Linked DNA regions of Homo sapiens: region 1 is linked to region 2. A link is a contact called in ENCODE Hi-C data. All regions are on one chromosome and are shown on one strand. The core of a region is the stretch at or near the end of the contact, and the rest is flanking DNA. Distances in the headings are between cores, read along the strand shown. Region 1 overlaps ME3 (malic enzyme 3). Region 2 overlaps ME3 (malic enzyme 3).

Region 1 (7,667 bases), core at 440-2,939, 50 kb before region 2:
CCTCTTCTGCATGCTTCATACCACCTCATTGTCATGGTGCAGGTATAGCAGAATTAAACCTCAACAGTGCACATTTAGACTGTTATTTACATCCAATTTCAATCACAAGTTCTCAGCCATCTAAGCTGCTAGTGAGGTGCCTGGCAGCAGCGGGTGGGTAGTAGTAAGCCCAGCTAGCAGGGTAAGTTCTGTAAGCTGCCTCATTAGATAAGAATGGCTGCTTTGCTCAAAGCCTCAAATACTCCTGGCTTGTGTCCTCAGGACTACTCTTGAACTCTGGAAACAAACAATGGGACACCAAGACACAGAAGATACCCAAGACAGTAAGAGCTGACTTTAATATTGGAGGACAGTGTAGACTGGCTGATATGTTTTCTCTGAGAGTAAAACTTCAAGTAGTTTTATCTTCATACAGTGTCTCAGGCTCCAAGTGATGAAGGGAGTTGTAACCAGTATAAGTATACTAGTTCCTGGTGGGAGGAAATGTGTCCTTTACCCACGGGGGAGGGGGAGGGTCTAAACCAAAACACATTTAGTTAACCTCCTTTCTTCAGCAAAAGAGATTGTTTCTCTGTTTTTAAGAACGGGTTTTTTAAGTTAAGGGCTTCTTTAAGAAAACAAATAAATGAGTACGAGCCCTGCATCTTTCTCTCGAAATGTGTTTTGAAACCTCACAGACAAAGCCATGCCTCTGGGAATAGTCCAGCTGCTCTGAATGTTATGACGAAGGAATACAAGTTCAGGGACATGAACTCGAGATGCTAGACATTCTCATGACCTGGTGAGAAAGATAGCAGGGCTCCAGTTTCCAGGCCTGGGTTTTCTTTCCCCAAAAGACAAACCATCAGTCAGACCCATTGAATTCACTGTATCACCAGTTAGGTTTTGCAGGAACAAGGGGCACGCATGTAGCTCCCAGGCCTCTCTTTGCAGACCCTGTTTAATTGGAATTGTTAATGCAAGACTGTGAGGAAGAAGAGCGGACTGGTTCTATGCTTTGGGAGAATCAGATGACAAGCACAGCACTTTCTTTATCTTTGATTTTTCCATCCCTTGCTTGTCAATACTAGATTTAGACGTTTCTCTCCATGTAACGTTTCTCCTTCCTCATAGACTTTTCTGTAATGAGGACTATAAAACTGAGGCTCACAGGCCCCATAATTGAGTCAAGGCCTACCCAGTGCAGGAGTTGCAACTGCGGTCTGCATGAATCTAAAGTCTGTATTTCCATTTTCTGACGTGGTTACCTAACCCATTACCTAGAAAGGAGCTGAGTTCCTAGGCAGGTGAACAGAAACATTAAGGGCTTCCAGGTAAGACTGATGTCTAGATCAGAAAATAGACCTTAGTATCAAATAGTCTATGAGGACAGAGCCACTGTAGGACACTGATTCTCAGCTTTGACTGCACTTTACAGTCATTTGAGAAATTTAAAAAAATACTAATGACTGTCTCACCTCCAGAGATTCTGAACAAATCGGTCTAGATTATGGCCTAGGCGTCAGAATTTTTAAAAGCTCCCCAAGTAACACGAATATGCAGCCAAAACTAAGAACAACTGCTTAGGAAAGACAGAAATAGCATCTTAGAAGGGGAAGCTGGAGCTGTTTAAATATCTGCTGCCCCAGGACCAGGGCCCAGAACAGGCTCCAGTGGCTCCCGAAGTATTGGGAGGAGGCTGGAGATGGCGGCAGGCAAGGGAGCTCAGCCAAGGCTGGCAGCCACACACCACACTGACTGTTATTCACAGAGCGAGCCAAAGGATTGACTCCTACATACTGGCATGTAATTATTTTATGAACTTAAATCTTAACTCTCCAGATAGATTATAAGTTCTCTCAGTTTGAGATGCCAGCACCCAAAAGATGTCTACCATCTTCCCCATTGAATCATCTGCACCAGAGGGCAGGACCTGTTGCTGTTCTTTGCTGTCTCTCAGGCTGCGTAGCACAGTACCGCACACATGGTGACTGGACATGGAGGGTGGGGGGACTTTAGCTGGAAGCATAGACATCCTGGAAAGGGTGATATTTTCATCTTAATTGATTCCAGAAGCCATTCTGCTTTCTCATCTGAAACTGGGAATTGCTTATGCGTGGTGTTAACTGAAGCCACCCTTTCCTTGCAAGCCCATAGGCCTCTTGCCCCACATTCAGCTTCCTGTGCTTTTTCTTTGGTACAAGTATGAAGGCTTCTGCTGGACATTAAATCTGCTAGTGAGATGGCCTTGGCAGAGGAGCCTTAAGGATATTCACTGGGTCCTGAGGGTTATGATTTTGAGGTTGATACTGAATCCTTCAGAGTAAGGAGAGTGGGCAGACTTCACAAATCAGCAGAAAAGCTGCCAAGACTGTGCTTGCCAATTGGTTGTGTACATGATTCTCAGAATCTTGGTAATTTTATTGTGTGTCTGATTGAAAAATTATATTCACAGTCTTGGGCAAAACAAGAATAAAGAAATAATACACTTAATATTTGTATGCATATGGGTAGAAAGACTTTCACTATTTGAAAAAGCCAACTTTGAAAAGCCAAAGTTGAAAACCATAAAGGGCAAGCAAATTTGGTTGCAATTTTGTCGGAAATCCAGCAACAGTCCTTATACCCATGGTACAGAAAGGAGATAAAAATGAGAAATTGAGATTTGTTAAGCATCTATTAGATTTATACAAGTTGTTTTCTAAATGTTAGATCATTTAATCCTTGCCACACTCTATTTTACCCATAAAGGTATTTTCAAAATACAAATAGGGGCCTATAACCCAACTTTCCAGAGCTTTCAGAATAGAAAACCAAATCTCTAACATTGTCTCCAACATCTTGCATGGGCTGGCCCCATACTGCCTGTGTTCTGTCTGCTCTGACCACAGCAGTTCTTAAGTGAGCCTTGTTTCCTTCTACTGCAGGGCATTTATACACCTACTTTCCTCTTTTGGAAAACCCTTCTCCCTCTCTCCACCTCTAAATTCTCCTGTCATCCTTTACCTACTTAGTTCCAACTCTTCCTTCGGATCCCAAGGAAAATATACCAGTTAGGGTCTAGGCAGGAGACAAAAACCACACCATTTATTTGAAACAGAGGGGATATAATATAATGAATGATTAAATAAGTGCAAAGTTGTTGGCTAGGTGACAGAAGAAAAAAGAAAACTCTAAGCTGGGATTGGCAAACTGTGGCCCATGTGCCAAATTCAGTTCATGGCCTATTTGTATGACTGGTGAGCTAAGAATGGTTTTTACCTTTATAAAGCTTGTTAGAAAGAAAATGCAACAAAGTTTTTATGTGGCCCACCAAGTTTGAAATATTTACTATCTGGCCCTTTACAGAAAATGTTTGACAGTCTCTGCTCTAAGGTATCACAGGGGTAGCAACTCTAGGAAGTACCTACCACCTTTAGGTCTACAGGAACAAAAGTTGGAATTATTAAAAGGCAGAAAATTAGAGACGAGGCCAAGAGGTCTGAGACCCAGACTTCTGAGGAGAGGGTGCCAACTGGCTGGTGAAGGTGTCTATGAGACGGGGTGCAATGAGGCTGGTTTTACAAATAGCAGAAAAACTGTTCACTACACTGAGCTGTTGCCACAGGAGGGAACTGCTGCTGCCCAGGTGAAGAAGCATTCCCTGGGTGCCACTCACAGGTAGAGGATGCCACAGAAATCGCTCAGGAAGTAGACAGAAAGGAGCCAGTTTCTTCTTTCTCTTCCAGGCTTTTGTTCTCTCACTATTGTACTCTCTTGGCAGAGCCAAGCATAAAGGCAGTTTGCAATGTGGTTTACAGGGTTCCAGCCCCAACATTGCAACACAGACAATAGAGGAGTAGGTTTGGAGAAATGAGACAATAATTTAATAACTGGCACAGGAAGCCTTCTCTGAACTTCGTGATGTAGTCAGTCCCCTCTGTCATATCTATATTGCACTGTGTATCTTTTCTCCATATCATTTACTATAATTAGTGAAAATATGGATGAATACTTATATAGCACTATGTACCAGCACAATTCTAAGCAGTTTTCAAGATTTAATCCCACAAAAACCCTGTGGAGGTATATACTCATATTATCCCCATTTTACAGGTAACGATACAGAGACACAGAGAGGGAAATACCTACTTACTCAAAGTTACACTCAGCTAGAAAGCAGAAGAACCAGACCTTGAACTCAGACAATCTTGTTTCAGGGTCTGTACTATTAATACTATACTACAGAGCCTCTTAATTTCAGTTTTACATTAATTTGTGAATTCTGACTCAATGTCTGTGTGTCTCATCAGGCTGGCTTCATGACAGCAGTGACGGGGTTTCTTTCTGCTGATCCCCTGTGCCTGGCACAAGGTCTGACACTTAGAAGGCTCTGGATAAATATTTATTGCATGGTTGAATACATGGAGAAGGAATCTGAGTCACAGAAAGGTTTAGCCAACAGTTACCTGTAAGAGCTGGGATTCAAACCCAGGTCTCTTTGACTCCAGAGCCCATATTCTCCCCAGTCATGAGCTGGCAGGCGAGTGCTTTCCAGCTGGTGATATGGGAGGTTCCTGATTATGTAATTGAGGCACTGCAAATTCATCATTGTTCCTGTATTTTGAACAAATGTTGATGTTCCTTGGGGTCTTTGAGTTATCTAGGATGTATGATCAGCTACGCGTCTTCATTCTTAGATCTTGCTGCGTGGAAACAATCCCTGTACTCTGTAACTATGGTCACCAAACTCAGGGTGCTGGATCTTCTACCCAAGCTTTCTCGGACATACTTTGTTAACGATAGTTACTGTCTGGTGAGGAGTTTGGCAATGGGGGTAAGAACACTTCTATTTTGTATTCTATATACTGTTTAAGTAATTGGTTATTTTATAATGAGAATACTAAAGAAAAATATTTAATTAAAAGTACTGAAAACAGAAGTGTTTCTTCTAGCAAATTTGAACATGACTAAATGGTATTCTGTTACTTCAGGACAATGTCCTTTCTCCTAAGCATGTCATTTGCCAACTCCTCTCTACCTCTCTGGTCTCATCTCTCTACACATAGTCCAAATACTTGCAGGGCTCCACATGCTACATTTTCTCTTTTCTCTGTGGCTTTTGCAATACTGTTCTTCTCCAAGTAAAGTCAATGTCCTGACAATGGTACATGAGACCCTCTGTGATCTGGTCCTTAGAGCAGTCCACTTGCCCTTTCTCTCCCGCTATCTGATGCCAGAGGAGAAGTTTGGAGGAATCAGATGGAAATAACAGAGAAAAGCCGAAGAATGGTATGTTTAACAAACATTTATTCATTCAGTTTACCTATTAACCAGCTAATAAAATCGAATCACTCAATGTAATCAGCTAAGTTTTCCACATAGGCTATTTTTAAAGCAACAAAATCAATCTTACGCAATTTTCTGTGACCAGTTATCTCAGATGTTCCTATAATTAGTAGCCACTCCAGAAACTCTGCATGAGGTATGGCCTTGGGCAGTAATCTGGTTGAGTGGGGCATTGGGAATAAGGAGAATAGAGGAGTGTTCTCAAACCTATATTTATATGGTAAACATATTGTTTTTATTGGATTCTGTTTATTGGCTTGGAGGGGATTTGTCAGAGAATCCACAAATTTCACAGCAACTGCTAATGAAACTAAATGCTAAATCTCTGCTGGTTTAAACAAAAACAAATGTATCTAGATTAAGAGAAATAGGGAATAGGAGGTTATAGGGGTATCTGACAAGAGCCAGTTAGTGGAATTCAGGCAGGCTCAGGGGAATACTGAACTAGGGGCTGAGAAGCCCTCTGAATCGTCCAGCTTCTTTCTTTTGGCCAATAAGCCAGCTTCAACTTCCCAACATTGTGGGGAACATGGCTGCCCCACAGCTCCCAAAGTTTATATTAAACTTCCGACCTCAAAGAGGTATAAAATCCTGGTCTCAAAAATAAACTATAAGAGAAAGAATGGATTGGTCCAGCTTGAGTTAGGTGGATACTCCTGGTTTAGTCAGCAGCTAGAGGGAAGGGGTCACGTTGTACGTCAAGCCTGCTGGAGAGGGAGTGGGCATATGTGTGTGGGCAGGCAGGGAGGTGTGATTTTGATCTGGGCAGACATTTCAGAAGACATCTACTCTATTAAGAAAAGGCATTCATAATCTCCAGAGGGGAAAAGTATGTTCCACAACACACCTGGGCACACAGAGAACATTTCATTATTGCTTGCTACCGAACTGGAAAGACCCTCAGAGGTAACTGTGAAATACTGGTTGACTGAGCCATGGATTAAGTTGTTATTTCTATAACATTGCTATTTCTATAACAATGCCTTGGTTACTTGACTCTCGACTGTCTGGCAGCCTTAAACAGTATGAAGCCAAAAATAATAGCAACAACTTACATAACACCTTAATATACTACACCCTGTTCTAAGCACTTTTACTTTCATTAACTCATTTAAATTAATCTTCATAACAATCATGTTAGCGTTCTCCAAAGAAACAAAACCAACAGGACATATACAGATATGTAAGAGGAGATTTATTATAGGAATTTGCTCAGGCAATTACAGAAGCCAGAAAGAATGCAAAACATACCATCTGCAAGTTGGAGCACCAGGTAAGCCAGTGGTGTGATGCAGTCTGAGTTCAAAGGCCTGAGAATGAGGAGAGCCAGGGTATAAGTCCCAGAGTCTGAAGACCCAAGAACCAGGAGCTCTGATATCCAAGGGCAGGAGAAGATGGATGTCCTGGCTCAAGAGGAGAGTGACAATGCACCCTTCCTCTGCCTTTTTGTTCTATTTGGGTGAGCCCTCAGTGGATTGGATGATACCAGATGAGACGACGCAGATCTTCTTGACTCATTCTACTGATTCAAATGCTAATCTCTTCCAGATACACCCTCATAGACACTCAGAAATAATGTTTTACCTGCTGTCTCGGTATTCTCTGACTCAGTCAAGTTGGCACATAAAACTAACCATCACAAATAGATATTATTTCCATTTTACAGGCGTGTTAACTGAGACACAGAAGTGATGTCATTTACACAAGGTCATTCTCCCAATAAGAGGTGGAGGTAGGGTTTGAATCCAGGTAGTCCGCCTTCAGGGTCCATGCTCTTAACAGTGCAGGAAACAAGCTTCCAGGGGGAGTGGTTGGGAATAGGTGAAAACTTCAAAGACAAAGCTTCGAAGACAATCTTGATGGATGAACTCACCAAATAAAAGGAACTCTTTCATCAGCCAACGATGGCAGCCAGAGTCAGGAATAAGAGAAGCTGCACCAAAAAGTGGGAGAAGAAACAAGAAAACATCAAAAAATATACACAGGAGAAAGAGACCCATAGACAGAAGAGGTGGTACAAAGAACAGTGTGAAGTGGGAAAACCAGGGAACACAACTTTCAGGAAGAAACGAGATATTGTCTCAGTGTTTTTCAGTTGTGGTCCACAGACCTTCTGAGCTCTTGATAAAAATATAGTTGCTGAGGCCTCACCTTTGACTGAATCAGTAATCTATCAGATCTACCAGAAAGCCACCTGTTCTAACAGACACTATTAGGTATTCTCATCTCAAGAGAGCACTGAGTGAGCAGCAAACAACTTTTTTTTTTTTAATGCCCTCCCACAATCCCTGTAGATATATCACTGGATATGGCAGTGTCTGTAGTATGTAATGCATTTTTAAATGACTCCCATTGATAGG
Region 2 (7,512 bases), core at 2,713-5,212:
CAAAGAGGTATGAAAATGCCTGCTTCTTCTGGGAATGGTATAGTTTGCTCTATTAAAGGCCACCCATGGAAGAGTGGCTGGTGGCAAAGCCAAAAATGATGCACAGCTTATGAAGAGCCTTGCAGGCTTTGCTAAAGATGTTTTAAGTTAGCAAGAAAATTATCAGATTTGGTTTTTGGAAAATGACAGTCTGGCAGAAGTTCTAAAAGGTGTATTCCAGGGGCAGAACAGTAGGAGTGAAGACTAGAATTCAGGAGTTGCAGGATTTTAGTTTAATAGCAGACAAGGTGTGATTTCAATATTGGAAAGAACAGGGATTATAAGGAGGATGGATAACAGAGGAGGAAATTAGAACTATTCAGGAGATAGAAAATCACTGAACTTATTAATGACTTGACTGCATATATAGGTTGAGTGGTGAGGAATCCAGGGTGACTCTCCAGTTTTTACTGGGTTACTGGGTAGCTGGTGGTACCATTGCTGAGTAGGGAATGCAGGAAGATGAGCTTGGTTTGGGGCATGTGGTGTTTGACATGCCTCTGAGACATGTATGTGGGGATAGCCAGCAAGCAGATGAATGTATGCATCTGGAATTAAAATGATTCTGGGGACATAATGCAAAGCATTGCTCTTGCTTGCCATCAACTTTTTACCCAAACTGCTTCACTTAAAATGCAATAGTTGACATTAATTTAGTGAGTCCTTTCTAAGCATCAGGCACTCTGTTGCACACTTTACACACATTATGAGTTATTTTTTTCCTAGGGGAGAAAACTGAAACTTGAAAGGTTAAAATATACCTAGGCCATGCAGCTAGTAAGGGTCAGAGTTGACATTCAAACTTTGGCAGTCTGATCCATCACTCATAATCATTATCCTATGCTACAGTATTCCTCAAAATGTTTAAATCACAACCTATCGTTAAAAGTACACTTTATACCACAAGCTAGTACACATACATACCAATTACACATGGATGCATGTGTATACACACACATACACACACAAGCAAAAGTTTAGCAAAACAGTACTTTTATTAAATGTGAGGCAACCTGCTATTTTCTACTGAAATCTATATATTTTTTTAGATGTTGGTTTCTCCTTACTATTTCACGGCCAGAGTTGGATTGAATTTGACAAACCCTGCTGTATTTTATTCCCCTGGGGAGAATATTTCACTTCAATTCCCAGACTTTGTCATTCCTGCCTTTTGGAAGAGAACACTTAAATGTTGTTGTATGCTTCCCCCTTTTCCTCTAGAGAAGGTATCCAAGGTTAAAAGCTGGGATATTGTGGGATAAGGCCGACCAGGAAACACCTACTTTGGTAGACTGATCAAACCTTGTCTCTAATGTGGCTGACAAAGGTGATTGCAAAATGTCCAAAATCACAACAAAGAATGCAATGCTTAAAATTTGTGCAAAAAAATGATTATTTTGCACAAATGGACTGCAGTGGCCAGTATGGATGGCAGTGGCCAGCAGCACACAGACCTGTGTTTACATTCCAGCTCTGCTACTTATTAACTGTATAATCTTGGGTAGGTTTTCTATTTCGTAGGGATGTGGCAGAAGGACAAAACTGAAATAGTGCCTTAGTTCATTCTATACCTACCACAAGAGTATTTGATATTAAGACTGAAGTAGTGTTAATATCTTTATTAATTTAAGTTATAAAATACAGACCCACAAACTGAGCATTCATCTATAAAAGCAAATTAAAATTTCCATACTATTCAATGATGACCCAATCAATCATTCAGTCATGTATTTAGTCAATCAGCATTAATTTAGAACAAGCTATTACCTACTGGTAATTAAAAAGAGACTTTAAATATTAACTTTACTTACCAGAAGATACAGGTTTTAGAAAAGCCTGGTAGCCAAATGGCACTAAATGTAGTCTCAGGCATGCCATCATTTATTTTGAGGCATTTGGAGGAGAGGTCACTCTGCAGGTCTCTGTGAACATCAACATCGCTTCCTTCAGGGTCGACAATGTCAATCTAGAACAGCAGAGCCACACTTGCAGGAATTCCAGTGACCTTTCCGGAAATCAAGAATGGAAAGGAACAATTTGACAAGGTGCATGTAGCCCCTAAACATATAGATTCTCGAGCTAATCATGTTTATGAAATGAGAAAATATTTTTAAAGATTCTCAAATTCATAAGTGCAAGAATTAGATTCTATCTCAGAAAGGGACAAAGAAAACAACTCAATGTTGATTGTATCAGCTAAGCACTGGAAAGAAGGAAAACTCAAAAGGTTTGAAGTTCCAAGGTTCCATATTTTCTTTTCACTTTCTTTTAATATAAGTCTAATAAAAAATGGGAATGCCATTCAAACAGCATTCCCAATAGCTGAACTTCTAACTTGGAATCCATTGACCTTTGAGTTTCTCTATTAATTTTAGATCTGCATTAGGTCACTATCACCAGTTAAAATTTATCAACCACCTATCCTTAAATTCCAAATAAGTGGTACCCAAACTGTAATTATTAAGGAAAATGAATAGAATGGATTGAGGATAGAGATTAAAGGAGGAGGAATAAACAGGGCAGGAAATTCTAAGGACATTCCTAGGCTGCTGTGCCTCTCAGAAACACCAGGTTCATGAATCGGTTGTTCTCCACAGTACTCAGCATCTGGTAATGGCCTGGTCACAGCTGTGTTTAGTGAGAGCCTCAGATGTTCCAGCCAGTAGCTAGACACATGACACTCAGGGAGCTTGGCTATTATGATCTTCAGTCCCCCACTGAGGACACTGAGAACAGAGAGAGAACTTTAGAAAGTTCCCTGTGATCACATGGCCAGTTGGAGCAGAGACATTATTTGAAGCCAGGAACACCAACTCCAAGGCCTGATCTCCCTTCTCTGTGGCCCACTGCCTCTCATGGGCAAGTTTGGACCTGCACACCTGAGCTCTAGTAAATGTACCACTTGTGCTATTCTGCTGAGCATTGAGTCTGCTGGGCACGAAACCAGCCTACATAATTTGAAATTAATTCTGAAATATGAAAGGGTATAAAGAATACCGGTTCAAATGAAAAGATCATTAGACTGAAACTCAGTGAAGGCAGGGGCTATATATATTTAGTCTCTTAATGTATATCTAATGCCTAGTACAGAGCTGGTACTCAAAACATACTTGTTAAATGAATAATTCATTTAATATGAATGAATTAATGAGCCAACAAGGTGAAATAGAACTCAAAATTCAAGTCTCATTTCTAGAACTTGCTAGAGCCATGATTTTAGGCAAATCATTGAACTCTCTCAGCCTCAACTTTCCTATCTGCAAAATGGGAATGACACTTTGACAGCCTACCACATAGGGCAGTGGTTCTAATGAGTAGCAAAGTTTCAGAACTACTATCATAGCAAATAAAACTGCTTTGTAGACCCTAACAAAGCAGTGAAGTGTAAACAGTTGTTACAAATTCAGTCCAAAATGGCCTCTGGATTTTGGAACTCCTGCTTCTTGGTGTCAAGACAGAGAGGGTGACTGATCGCTGTGATCTCCTGTGCACCACAATGGTCCACTTTCTTCAGGACAAAATGACTTCCTTCCTGGTTCACCTGATAAGGTGGCAGAGTTGAGACTGAAGCCCAGGAGAATGAGGATTTGGTTCATATTAGGGCTGGAACAGGTTAACAGCCATCTGTTGGACACTTGCCCTGTCAGATGAGCTTGTCCTTGGTTGTCTCGTGTCCAGTTCTGGCACCCCGCCCACTTATTCGCACGCACCAGGAATGCATGTACAGTGCCTATTCTGAGACCCTCCCAAAGTGTGTCTGTTTGTTTTCTTCCTTCTGGTCACAGTTCATCTTTTGACCCAGTCCTCCCAAGCTGAGTCCATCAAAGTGCTGTTGTGTTGCTGGAGGAAAGAGGCTACTTCCCTTGTTCTCTGCTGCTCCCCTGCCTGTAACCTTCCTCTGCTATTACTTTGTTGCAGTCCAGCTGACTCAGAGGGCCATTAGGGTGCCAAGAACAGTATTATTTAAATTTTAAATAATAGTCTCTTGGGAAGAGAGGGTCATGAAACATTCAGAATAACACAGGGAATTTTGCCAAGAGAGTGATTCATAATCTTTCCAACTATCCACCTCTGTTCCCTTGTTCGGTCGGGATGGACAAAATCCTAAAGTCACCAAGTATTTCAGGAGCAGATATGAAATTTCTCTTGAAAAGAAATGGAATCTCTTCCACGCTGGTTCTTATCCAACAACTTCGCAAAAACTAATCTTTCAATAGCAAAACAATTGAAATAGCCATTATTCTCAAATGTTGTTGTATGGCATTTACTAGCCACACACCCTTGACATGTCATTGACCCATCTAAGCCTAGATATTTCCTCCTATAAATGGGGATAATAAAACCAGCCTGTCTAGGATCAAATGACGTAAGCCATATGAGAGCATTTTAGAAACAACGAAGCAGTAAAAATATGCAAGATATTATTTATCATTGGCAAAGATATTGGGCAAGGCATATAGACACTTGTGTAATGAATTTTATTTTTATAAAGCACTTGAGTTAATAACATAGAATATAAAAATGAGCTCATTTTTTAAAAAGTTATGATTCCTTTCACTTCCCCTGGAATGGGAAATTCTTCATTTTGGTTAATATGCTGCAGGAGGCACCAACTTAATACCAACACTGTGCCAAGTGAGGTTTTAGGAGCTGTGTGAGGAAAGTAGTGGCAGCCCTAGCATCTAGCAAGGCACCCAGAACAGAAGAGGCCCCCGACATTTGTTGAATGAACAAGTGAATGAATAAACAGGCTGCAGAACTTCCACTCTTCCATGGAGGAAGACAGTGTTTAGGAAAGCAGCCTGAACCTCCAGAAATCTAAGGTTGGGGTTGGCAGTCTTCTCATTCTCATTCAGCAGAGTGCTGTGAGGACCCTAGGAGGTGTGTGCATGTGACTCCAAGGCCCTCCTCAGCTTTGCTTTTCTGATCCCCTATCTGTGCAATCTCTTTGGCAATGATCTGGGTCAAAATGGACTCAGTGCTGTCTGAGTAACCTTGTTTCTCTAAATGATATTGGGTCATTTGCTTGTTTCCTAAAGCACAGTTGTGTCCATTGAAGGTGAAAACAGGCTTTAGAATGGGAACAGGGGAGGGGGAAATCCTGCCCAAAGAGTGATGAGATAAGAAGCTTTCCATCCTGCTTCTACCACAACAGGAATCCAGGGGACTTGGCTGATTATTTGAAAGGAAAGATGGCAGAATTGGGTTTGGAACATAATGAGCTTAACATTCAGGTAAAGAAAAGATGCAGCCTAGCAGTTTCCAAATTTGAATAGAATCAGAGCCAGCTAAGGGAATTTAAAAATACATAGGTTCTCTGATTCCCCAGCATAACTGCCAGTTTCTGGGGATGCTTTCAAGTGCTTTTGATGGTACAACTGCCAGGCTGGGACTCTTGGTCTACCAGGAAGAAGCACATGTGAGCCCTGAATGAAGAAGCACACAGCAAGAAATGTAGCTGAGGGAGGACTTCAGGCTGGGCCCACATTGAGGAGCACCCAATGGTGGTGCAGCAAACCAGAGAGGAGAGAAGGGGCTCTTACCAGTATCTCCAGGAAGGGCACATAAAGGAAGGAAATGGGACCAACAAGTCAGTCAGTACTGCAGGGGACAGTGCAAGAGCTGATCTGCCCTGAGCTTGCTCAGGCAGGCAGCACATGGAAGAAGTGGTCCTCCTGAGCCCCACTCTGAGATTTCAGCTGCAGAAAGCCCCAGGAGGGAAGGGTGAATAGAAGCAGAATGGACAGGAGAGGCTGGGTGCTGGGGATGGACACTGTTCCTCTCTCCACCTTGACCTCCTCTCGCCTCCAAAGGTTTGAAGTGCACTGAGGCAGAGGGGAGGCGGCAGTGCCTGTTACTATCATTAAGATCTGTGTGGCAACTTCTCTTGGCCTCCTCTCTTTAGTTACCTCCTGTCACCTCCTCCAAAAAGCCTTGGTTATCCACCTCCCCCAACCACTTTCCTCTAAGCTTCTCACAGAGAATTAATCATGTCCTCATCTTTGTTTTTAAGGAACAAATAACGATGTTAGCTACCTACCACTCACTGAGTACTTAGTGGTGAAGACTTGGCATATCTTATTACATATAATCCTCATAAATCAGCATTTGAAGCAGGGATTATTATTCCAGCTTTGTCGATGAGCAAACTTCTGTTCAAGAGTTGAATGATATGCTCAACATCACAAAACTAGAAGTTGCAGACTTTCAGACCCAGAACTGCCTGATTCCAAAGCCCAGCTCTTATTCACAATTTCACACTCCACTTTATCAACCACTAAGGGCCCCCTACACCAACTTTCTTGATAAAGTGGGACTCACAGACTTTCATTCATTTGTTCATTTATTTAACACATGCTATAAAGTACCTATGTACTAGCATTGTATTGCGGTTGCAAAAATGAATAAGACCAAGTCATGGCCCTGTCTTCGGGGAGAACAGACTCACAAATAGATAGTTGCAAGGCAATATGTTGAAGCCTGGTAGAGGCGTGCATGAAGCTCTGAGGGAGTGTGAGTCACTGCACCCAACCTGGGGGGGAGCACGTCATCCACTTCATCTCTGTCTCCTCTAAAAGGCAACCAAGTCCTCTCAGAAATGATTGCCAACAGTCCCAAGTTTATTCTTATCTCAGAGAAAGGGGCCAATGATGCTACATTAGTTATTCCTATCATTGTTAATAACTTTAATATTTATATTCCAAATCATTTCCTTGCACATTATCTTTGCTGAATCACCTACATCTCTGTAAAGTAGATGAGGTACATATTATTCCCATTTCCCAGACAGGTAAAACCAAGGTCTAGAGAAATAACTCCCTTTCGTAATGTGACAAGAGGGTAAGAACATTAGCTAAAGTGGACCCTCTACATCTTTGCCGCATTTATCCTAGTAACTTGGAACCAGAAGCTTACGTGGGGTGGAGGTGACAGCAAGCATGAGGAGTTCACCCTGGAGCACATTTTCCAAAGGGTTTTGTCTCCAATGGCTGTTTAATGCATTGGCACAACAGTTATTAGAAGCACATTTTAAAAATGTTAGAAGCTGTATGAAGACCTTGAGATATGTTTCAAGGGCAGAGAGTGATGCCTTTTTTACTATGACTGCTTCCCATACACTGAAAGCAGGCTGTGTCCACACCCACACCTTGCTGCATCTGAGAACAAGTTGGCCCCTGCCCAGGCTGGACAACCTGTCAGGGTTGCAAGCTGCCAGTGTTCACAGAAAATGGAGTGAACATCCTTGGAATTTGCAGATACCTTCACATGGAAGGCTTTTTAAAGTGGTACCTCCTTTGAAACTCAGAAGCTTATAAAGAAAACTTCTTCAGCAGCTGTTTTACAGAGTTTTTTGACTTTAAAAACTTTCCCGCCCCTTCCTTTTAAGAGCGACTACGAGAAAGTTGACGTACTGAGTCTTCTCTCAGATTACAAGAGGAAGCCTCCACATGGGAAGCCTAGCAGTTGTCTGGA

What was found. A loop is a pair of places that touch in the nucleus more often than their neighbours do. Pooled maps may share reads with other maps.
Region 1: a loop to region 2 is called in a pooled map of gastrocnemius medialis, with 6 times the contacts of the local background. The contact joins two enhancer-like sites. A Hi-C loop is called at or near these places in 1 of 50 pooled maps.

The regions. Positions count from the first base shown.
Region 1 is chr11:86,622,298-86,629,964 of GRCh38, reverse strand. All of the region lies in intron 2 of ME3 (malic enzyme 3), which reads left to right. Among named protein-coding and RNA genes, the nearest start is that of ME3, 46 kb to the left of the region's middle. Within about 2 kb of position 1,689, at least 8 of the 41 ENCODE cell types and tissues checked have a DNase peak (open chromatin) inside an H3K27ac peak, as active enhancers do.
Region 2 is chr11:86,574,706-86,582,217 of GRCh38, reverse strand. The region is part of intron 2 of ME3 (malic enzyme 3); the gene reads left to right. Among named protein-coding and RNA genes, the nearest start is that of ME3, 94 kb to the left of the region's middle. Within about 2 kb of position 3,962, at least 26 of the 41 ENCODE cell types and tissues checked have a DNase peak (open chromatin) inside an H3K27ac peak, as active enhancers do.